2 separate regions of the Mus musculus genome follow, and region 1 is linked to region 2. A link is a loop called in an ENCODE intact Hi-C map of the cell type or tissue named here. Cell type or tissue: heart. All regions are shown on one strand. Links, peaks and the distances in the headings refer to the core of each region. The heading gives the core; the rest is flanking DNA. Region 1 overlaps Gm24474 (a long non-coding RNA gene). Region 2 holds the start of Frmd6 (FERM domain containing 6).

Region 1 (4,391 bases), core at 97-4,096, 170 kb after region 2:
GCTTGCATCTCAGGACAGTCTCTTCCTGGTCCCATCCCTCTCTCAATCAAGATTAGACAATGCATTGTTGGAGCCTATCAAATCCAAACACCCTTGCCCGACTTGTAAAGCTTCCATAGTCTCACTGCACCCATCTCCATTTTCTTCCTCAGAAAGGTCAATCCACTCCCACTGAACCATGAGGCTCTTCTCTCCAGTGGCAGCACTCCTTTCCAGCTGTCATTTCCCACCTCAGATGACCCCTTTCTTGTTTAGGTCCCCAGCTAGTTGTATTTTACCTAACACACAAAAAAAAGCCCAGTTCGAGTCTAAACTCTCTAAACAAATGGTCCCTACCTCTTCACTATGCACTGGTCACTTCTTTCTTTCTTATTGTGTGTACAAATAAACAATGGCATGCATAACAGTCGTGACGAGCCAACTTCTGCTGGACACTTCTTATGTGTCACGCTTTCTTGGGAAAAGCAACTTTATTATTTTTGATTACAGATGGAGAAACACGGGCCCAGGGGAAACAACGCAGCCAGGGTAACACCTGTGAGCTATTTGTTTCTCCCGTGCATTGCTTCATTCGCTCTCCACTGAGAGTGGAGACAAAGCTCAATGTTTCTTACAGAGCTGGGATGAGGCAGTGAGTCTACTATAAGGTATTGGTTCTGCTGGTCATTGATACACGCAAGTGATATACATCTTTTAAAATGCTTACCCGACAGGAGTTGTCTCATTTATCAAATGAGCAAATATCTGCTTTACAAAGAAGTCCTTTGGAGCCCAGAGATGAACAGTTAGTGGGAAACCATAATCTATAAATTCCCCTGTGTTATTTTATACGCTCCACATATGCTTGAAGTGTTTAAGATGGCATTCCATAGAGTTGTCAAGAACTATTAATGGGATTGGGTGGCATTTTAGGAGGGTCACTGGGCAGGGGCAGAGGTCACTGGCCAACATCTTGATTTTCTGATTTTGTTTTTCAAAATTACATGGCAGCAAGATTTTCTAAGAAGCAACCACATTTTTGTAGCACAGTATTAGAGTTTTCTTCATATCTCTTCCAATATATTTTTTTCTTTTAACAATCAAGGGAAGTAGAGAGATAAATTCAAAAAAGACAAATATCACAGTGTAACCATAAAGGAAGGAGGGAAAGGATCGAAGTTTAGATGAACATTTAACATTTATGACAATCACTCGCTTTTGTCCCTATACCTATTCTAGTTAACCGTGTACAAGCAAGAATTCATGAGATTTCCCCTTCTCCTACTTCAAATCAAAGCTTCACTAAAGGCCAAAATCATAGAGGAGAAACATTCTGTTTCAAGATTCTCAGCTTGTCTCAACTGTAGTTTATGAATTCCCAAGAAAACTCATAAGGAACTGGCAGTTGTAAACTGATACATCAGCTGAGAAGACAGATTCCATCCTACTTTGACTGTCTACTGACTAATGTTCCCTTTCACCCATGCTAAGAATTTTTCTAACTGATCAAAAAAGATCAGATGAGGAAAAAGAAAAGCATTTATAGACCTTGTTTCTTTGGTTTTCTTTCTGAAATTTTTTTCATTATTTGTTTTGTGTGTGTGTGTGTGTGTGTGTGTGTGTGTGTGTGTGTGTGTGTGTGTGTGTTTGTGTGTGCATACCCTGCTGAGTGTAGGTATGTGCACTGTGTGCATGCAGATGCCCTCCAAGGCCAGAAGAGGGCGCTGTATCTCCCGGAACTGCAGTGAGAGGCAGCAGTGAGCACCCAGTGTGTGTTTGGAACTGAAGGCAGCCCTGAGTGCTCCTAACTACTGCTCTGTCGATCCAGCCCCTCTATGTAGTTTCTTCTGGCCCCAGCTTATTGGGATCCCTTCACTTTTAATTGATGGTAGACCTTTCCATCTGATCTGGTAGTAATCTCAGTTTAGAAATAAACTGGGTTTCAAACTTAAAGCCACTTAGAGAAAAGAGTATTTCTTGGTAAATGGTAACATTTTGTATTTTTTTCCCAATTATAAAATAACATCAGCTCATTATGGAAAACTTGAACTACAAGTTCTTTATCCTTATTTATCAATTTCTTTGTGTGTGATTTTAGCTTTCCAGATCTAAATAAACCCCATTTCCCATGGTACACATTAGCACTTAATGTACAGTTTAGAAACATTTGAGATACTTATTTTGTATTTTATGTAGATCAGAGTGATCATTAGAGACATTTTTTCTACCTCCCTCCCTCTTTCTGCCATCTGCCTGTCTCTCAGTCTCTGTCTCCATCTTTCTCTCTCTGTCTCCTTGTCTCTGTCTCCATCTCTGTCTCTACCTGTCTCTGTCTCTGTTTCTCCGCCTCTCTCTGTCTGTCTCTGTCTCTCTCTGTCTTTCCCCCTCTCTCTTGTAAATCTGAAAATGAATTTGCAGAGCCTCTCTGCATGCTAACCCTACCAGTAACCTGGAATTCTCAACTATAATCCTGTTTCTTACAGCAGCATTTAGCTGCTATCAGTTCTCCCGCTGGTAAACTGCTCATTTCAAAGATTCTTTAGCATGAAACTTCAACACATTATAAAGTATGCCTCTATGGGCGTCTGGCAATTTTAATTTTCTCCCAGATGGTCTTCGGCTCAGGCTGCCTTCTACTGTTTCTGGCCATTGTTCCCTGCACCCTGTTCAGGTTGTTCACTAGGAATGCATGTAATTCCTATGGGTGTTCACTGTCACCTCCCTTGGCTCTCATACTCCAGGCTGTGGAGTGAAGTCTGCTTTAGCAGCTGCCTCCAAACCCTTTTCTTTCTGCTCTCATGGTTTGGGTCGGGTGGCTACCTTTCTTCCTTTATCCCACCCTTCCCCTGAGGGCCTCGTTCTCTCTCCTGCCTGTAAATCATCTTAGAGATACAAAACTATCTATCCTGAGATGAATCCTTTCCTGAAGAAATTTACTTACAGAGATACCATGCTGCTTTGGTCAAAGCCTTCTTTTTCCGTATCTGGAACTGCCCATCTCTCAGGGGCCATTTGAGCATTCCCCACCTATACCTATTGGAAAAGAGAACTCTATGTTCAGAGAGTGCTGGGGAAGCAGTCATACCTCCTTACTTTCTTCTGAACACCCAGAAAGCAGACCAGAGAGGAAGCTGGTGCGCATCCTCCTTTCGGGCTCTACAACACACCTTCCCAGCTCAAATATCTGATCACGATACTGGAGTTTCTAGCAATGGTTTCTGGGCTGTAAAGGGGTGGGGGATGAGAGGCACTCTGCTGTTGTATTTTAGAGAGGTGTATAGGGGGACGCACCAGTCCCCCATCACAGCTCTTTTCATTACACAGCAAGCCATTCTAGCAGGTGATACTCATCTTCCTGTCTTGGCTGTGGTTGAGGAGCCATGGTCTCTGACTAGAGATGGAAAGGGAGACAGAGGGACAGGGGTAGGGAAAAGAAACTGAGTTTTGTTCCATTTATTTTGGAAGACAATCTATTCTTCTCTGGACTATTTATTGTCCTGTCCAGGTCAGAATCAAGGTCATATATAGAATGATCTTGTAGAGTATAAACAATGGGTCCAGGTTCCCACTATCTTTCAGCACCATTGGGCTTCTCTGGTTTGGGAGGGTAAGGGTATGTGGAATGGACTTGCAAGGCCATGCCTCTCGGTTCATCCTGTTAACAGCTACACCGTAGACAGTGTCTGTAGGCGTCAGCATATGTCTTTTGTCCATCTTAAATTAAGTCAGTTATTCTTGTTTTTGTGTTTCTTGGGCATCTCAGCAAAAAAAAATCTTGTGTTTCAGTTGTCACCTGCCTTGACTTAATAAGTCTGTCAATAAGACATTGAATACTGGAAGCTAGGACGCTACAGATAATCCATAACACATCTCTATTTTAAATTCAACACAAAGGGAAACAGATTTCCTTATTCACACATAGCTTTAAAGAAGAGGGATAATTCAGAACGTGTAATAGCACCATGATGAATCATGTTAGCTATTGAAAAGTACAGAAAATGACAGGATTCCCACAGAGGCTGCACCTCTCCAGCATCCTGGGCATGAGCGCACTCAGAAACTAGAAATATCAGTTTAGAATGGATGAAATTCATCTCCAGCAGAGCTGCTCCTGATAACGTGTTTCCCCAGTTCCACAGCCAGAACAAATTAATCCTGCAATAGAACCAAGAAAAACAATGTATCTCATACCTGGTCAAGAGACAGAAATAATGTATCTCATGCCTGGTCAAGAGACAGGAACAATGTATCTCATGCCTGGTCAAGAGACAGAAACAATGTATCTCATACCTGGTCAAGAAACAGGAACAATGTATCTCATGCCTGGTTAAGAAATAGTAACAATGTATCTCATGCCTGGTTAAGAGACAGGAACAATGTATCTCATACCTGGTCAAGAAACAGAAACAATG
Region 2 (4,391 bases), core at 247-4,246:
GAAAGCCAAAAGCTTTATAAGCATAGTTAAATGTGGAATGGTCTCCAACAGCCCCCAATTCAGCCAACCCAGTTGAATGGCAGATTTTTAAAAAACCTGTATAGCATACGGGAGCATTTTGTTTTAAAAGGAGGGCTTCCAGCCTGCCCGTGTTGCTTTCGGGTATTTTCCTGTAAAGCTCGGGGTATCTCAAATCTACACCCTCAGACTGTGTATCTGAAACTGATGTCTTAACCCCTGCTAACCCCAAAAAGGAAGCGATGGGAAAGTCAGAAGATTTGCCTGGCTCAAAATGTTTTGAGCCCTGCAAGAGCTGTGACTGTGTCAGATCGCAGGTATTTCTGTAAGCCACTCAAAGCTGGTAGGTGGGCGGGGAAAGGGGGGGTAGTTCTTATTACAGTCAGTCTGCTTTCTGGAGAAGATATCCTGCAGATAACTTGATATAGGATATCCCCGGGGGGACCCTCGCCATCCAATAATCTACCAGAGGTCTCCTTTACTATAAAATATTAAGTGAGTATGTTTATAAACATACCCTCCCCTTAAAACCCTCACATTTCCATGTCAACCACCTCCAGTTGTGGAGTATTCTCATTTTTAACGTAAAACTATAATTTCTCAAAACCACACCCAAGGAAAATGATTAGGTGCTAGAAGTTTTACTACAAAGGACCGAAGCAAAAGGCATCTGTTTTCCTGCTCCATTCTGCTCTCTTCCCCTCCCCCACTCTCCATCCTGCAAGCCATTTGTAGGTCTTGGCTGTTACAACTTTCTACAGCACTCTCAATGCTCTAGATTCGGGATAAGAGAAAACAAACAAACAAAAACTCTTTTTGTCCTTTCAACAAAGTCGGGCCTAAATTTATGCTCTGTTCTTAAGAAAACTCAAAAGTCACAGGCCTTTTAAATGACAGATGTATTACGGAAAATTTTCCCCACAGAGTTTTTGATGCTGTGAAATATCAACTCCCTGAAACCACAGAAAGGAAATGACTTACATTCTTGGAAAATGAAGCCACTAGCAGTTTTCTCCAAAAGCATTCTCTAATCCCCAAACTACACACTGTGGCAACAGTGGGTATTTCGTGCAAAAACTAAATGTAGGTGGATGCTTCGAAGACCGGTAAACAAACACCACTCGGTCCAAAGAAAGGGGGGAATCATGCGTGGAAAATCTGGCAAGGTACGCTTTCCCTTCCACGTTCAAACGCGCCGAGAATCCTTGCACAAGTTTTCCTTCCTCGCAGTGGGCACTACACAGCTCCCGGGGTGCAATGCTAGCAAAACAGACTGGCCGCTTATATAAATAAATAAACAAATCCCCCAAAGGTGTAAGGGGGCCACTGAGCCAGAATTTCTTCCGACACTAGCCACACAACTGTACGGTCTGAAAATTGTTCCAGCTTTTATCTCAACTTTAAATGTGCTTGCTTTGACAGCTTTCCATCCATTCCTGCCTTTAAGAAAGCGCTCCACCATCAGGCTAAGCCATTCTAGAACTCCAAGTGTTGTTTAAATCCTGTAGACTTCACTTGGGTGGCCCCGAGCTGTCCACATCCCCGCTTTCCCGGAGGGGAGGCTAGTGGTCTCCTTTACCTGGTCGTGTTAAGTTCCTCCAGAAACCAAAATTCTGCAGGCCGCACCCGGGACTCGTGTGTCCCCAAGGCCCCCTTCAGGGTTTCCCACACTAGGCACTGGCGGGGATACCGGACAGACGCGCTGGGGTGCCTTCCCGAAGTGGGCTGTCCGGCCTGCGCGCACAACAGGCAATACCGCACATCGCTCGGGTACGCGGGACTCACGGCTCGTCCCAGCTAGTTACGGACGGGGCGCTACAGGCAGGCACCCCTCGAGCCAGAGTCTCGGAGATCGGGGCGCAGGAACGCAGAGCCCAGCCCCCTAGCTCCGCGCTTCCCTCGCGGCCGAGGCTGCCCGGGGGCCCCGGGCCTCCCGCCCCGGCGTGGGCGAGCTCCAACTCGCGGAGAGGCGACCTGCCCGCCCGGTGCCCGACGCCCAGAGCCCCGTGAGAAAGAAGAAAGACGCCGAGAGCGGCAAAGCCGGGAATCGCACTTTAGACCAGCAGGGGGCACAGCGGCGGCCAGGGCGCGCCGTCCCAGAAAGGGGGCCAGCAGGCCGGCGCCCGCTCCCGCGCGTACCTCCAAAGTCGACAGCGCCAGGCTTCCGACTCACAACCGGCGTCTGCTCCAGCGGCGCCGAGCCTACTCGCAGCTCCCAGCACTCCTGCTGCCGCCAGACCAACGCTGCAGCTGCCCCGCCCCCCGCCCACGCCTTCCGCTCCGCCCCCTCGAGTTCACGCCCACGGCCCGCCCGAGACACGCCCTCCCTGCTCGAGGCCCCGCCCCGCCCCAAATTGAAGGCGGAGACCGAGCAGCGGAAGAAGCAGAGAGCTGGGGTGATCGCGGCTGCACGTGGAGCGCTGCCCCCCCCCGCCCCGCCCCGCTCCGCCCCGGACCCAACCAAGAGTCCTGCGGAGGGGTGAAGAGACCCAGGGACCAGGGGACGCGGGTGACATCGGATAACCGAGTCGGGCTCAAGTGGGTTATATAGAGTGAGATATGCTTTGCATGCCTTTCCCAAAGGGACAGAGGCTTCGGTGCGAGGGTAATAGACTGTCCGCCCTCCCCTCCTTCGGAATGGTCCCCTTCTCCGCTCATGCCCCCCCCCCCCCCATCCTCCCGCACACCCTAGTCCCTAGCCTCTCCCTCACAGGCCTAGACGGGTTACCTGGGGGTGGTTGTTTTACGTGAGCTGCGGCTTAATAAATCTGAACTGGGGCGGCCCCTGCGAGAAGAGGAGATTTCGTGATTCCTCTATCCCCCTCCCGTCAGGCGCCCACTTCGACCTCACGGTTTTTATCCTGCATGTGGGCTGTGAGTGCCGCCTAAGCCCATCCGCCCCCGCTCAGTCTGTCTCCCCAGGTTGAAACAGCCGCTGCCTGTGGCCCTCAAAATGATGTGTACCCTTGGTGAAGGTTGCCGGCTTGGCTGTGAGCAGTGCAAAAGACAGCCCTAGAAGATTTCAATAACCCCAAAGATCCCAAGAGGAATGGAGGGTTCTTTGCTCCTTTTGGTAGTCGGGTAAAGAAGCGAAGTCCACTTGTTTGTGCTGCACCTATCTGGACCTGCTTAGGTGTCTAGCAGCTTAAGTGTGTGTGTGTGGTGGGGGCACTGCCACCCACAGTTACAAGCTTCTAAGTGTTTTGTGGATGGTGCTGCTCCAGTGAGGAGAATCTGAGATTCTAGCTTTTTCATGTAGGTGCAGACACCTGAGGAAGAACACTTGATACCCCATAGAAGCTGTATTTGAAATAGCTGATTGCTGTGATTAAACACCAAACCAAACCAAAGCGTTTATTTCTGCACACAGCTCTCAAGTCACACTGCGTCGCTGAGGGAAATCAAGACAAGAACTCAATGCAGAAACCCGGCATGGCCGTGGAAAAGTGTTTCTTACCGGCCAGGCTCAGCTTGCTTCTTTATGTATGTAGGACCACCAAGCCAGGGACTGTAGCCCCTCTCCCTTCCATGTGAGCTGGGCCCTTTGACATCAATCATCAATTAGAAAATTCACCAAAGGCCAGTGTGGTTGGGGGCAGGTCTCAAGAGTTGAAGTTCCCTCTTCCCAAATAATCTAGCTTGTGTCAAATTGACATAAAAACTAGCCAGCCAGCCTGGTGGGCCATGGTGGCGCAGACCTTTAATCCCAACCCACAGGAGGCAGAGATGGGCAGGTGGATCTCTGAGTTTGAGGCCAGCCTGGTCTACAGAGTGAGTTCCAGGACAGCCAGGACTACACAGAGAAACCTTGTCTTGGAAACAAAACAAAACAAACAAAAGACTCCAAAACAACTATCCAGCAGACCTTTCAATTGCCTTTCCATTTTGGAGACCGTGAATAGTAAGTTGTTGCTGGCTTCCACAAGTGTGAGCACGTACAAAAAAAGATATTTTTCTCTCTTTTTATATTTACTCCGGATGAGTGCAAATTGGGTATTAATTGGTAATCAACTGCTGTCTAATGAGATAAACCAGCATACAAACAAGAAACATAGTACTATTTTGGAAAAAAGTTTCCTAAATCTGACTTATTTTCAGGTTTCATATATGAGAATCTAGCAGAGAAAAAAACCCCAGCATATTGTTAGACTGTGAAACATAACTGTGATTATAAAGCAATTAGGTAACCCAAAGAGCAAAGTATCTTATGGAGCTTTTTTTAAAAAAAGAAAGTGTGAGATCAGACTTATTGTCCAGGGCTAGATTGTGGTAAAATTTACTATGTGAAATTTTTTTTTTCTGAATTGTAATGGTCATATTAACAGTGTGAAGACCACAATAATCACTCTTACATGATATATTTTTGTAAACCA

What was found. Hi-C counts contacts between places; a loop is a spot of excess contacts. Peaks named below come from ENCODE experiments on the same cell type or tissue, not always from the same donor. Only the 100,000 strongest peaks of a DNase experiment are listed, where the experiment ranks them.
Region 1: a loop joins it to region 2, with 2.2 times the contacts of the local background. A loop is called at or near these places in 4 of 42 quality-filtered maps.

What each region holds. Positions count from the first base shown.
Region 1 is chr12:70,650,248-70,654,638 of GRCm38, reverse strand. It overlaps Gm24474 (a long non-coding RNA gene), which reads right to left. Exons shown (of 2, transcript XR_381651.4): 2 at 3,932-4,134. Among named protein-coding and RNA genes, the nearest start is that of Gm24474, 2.7 kb to the right of the region's middle. In heart, for the core only: a CTCF peak has its summit at 1,722 (motif pointing right); a DNase peak (open chromatin) is centred at 498; H3K27ac peaks cover 995 bases.
Region 2 is chr12:70,823,340-70,827,730 of GRCm38, reverse strand. It overlaps Frmd6 (FERM domain containing 6), which reads right to left and starts at 2,217. Exons shown (of 14, transcript NM_028127.3): 1 at 2,158-2,217. In heart, for the core only: a CTCF peak has its summit at 2,089 (motif pointing right); DNase peaks (open chromatin) are centred at 1,240, 2,270 and 2,760; H3K4me3 peaks cover 3,278 bases; H3K27ac peaks cover 3,496 bases.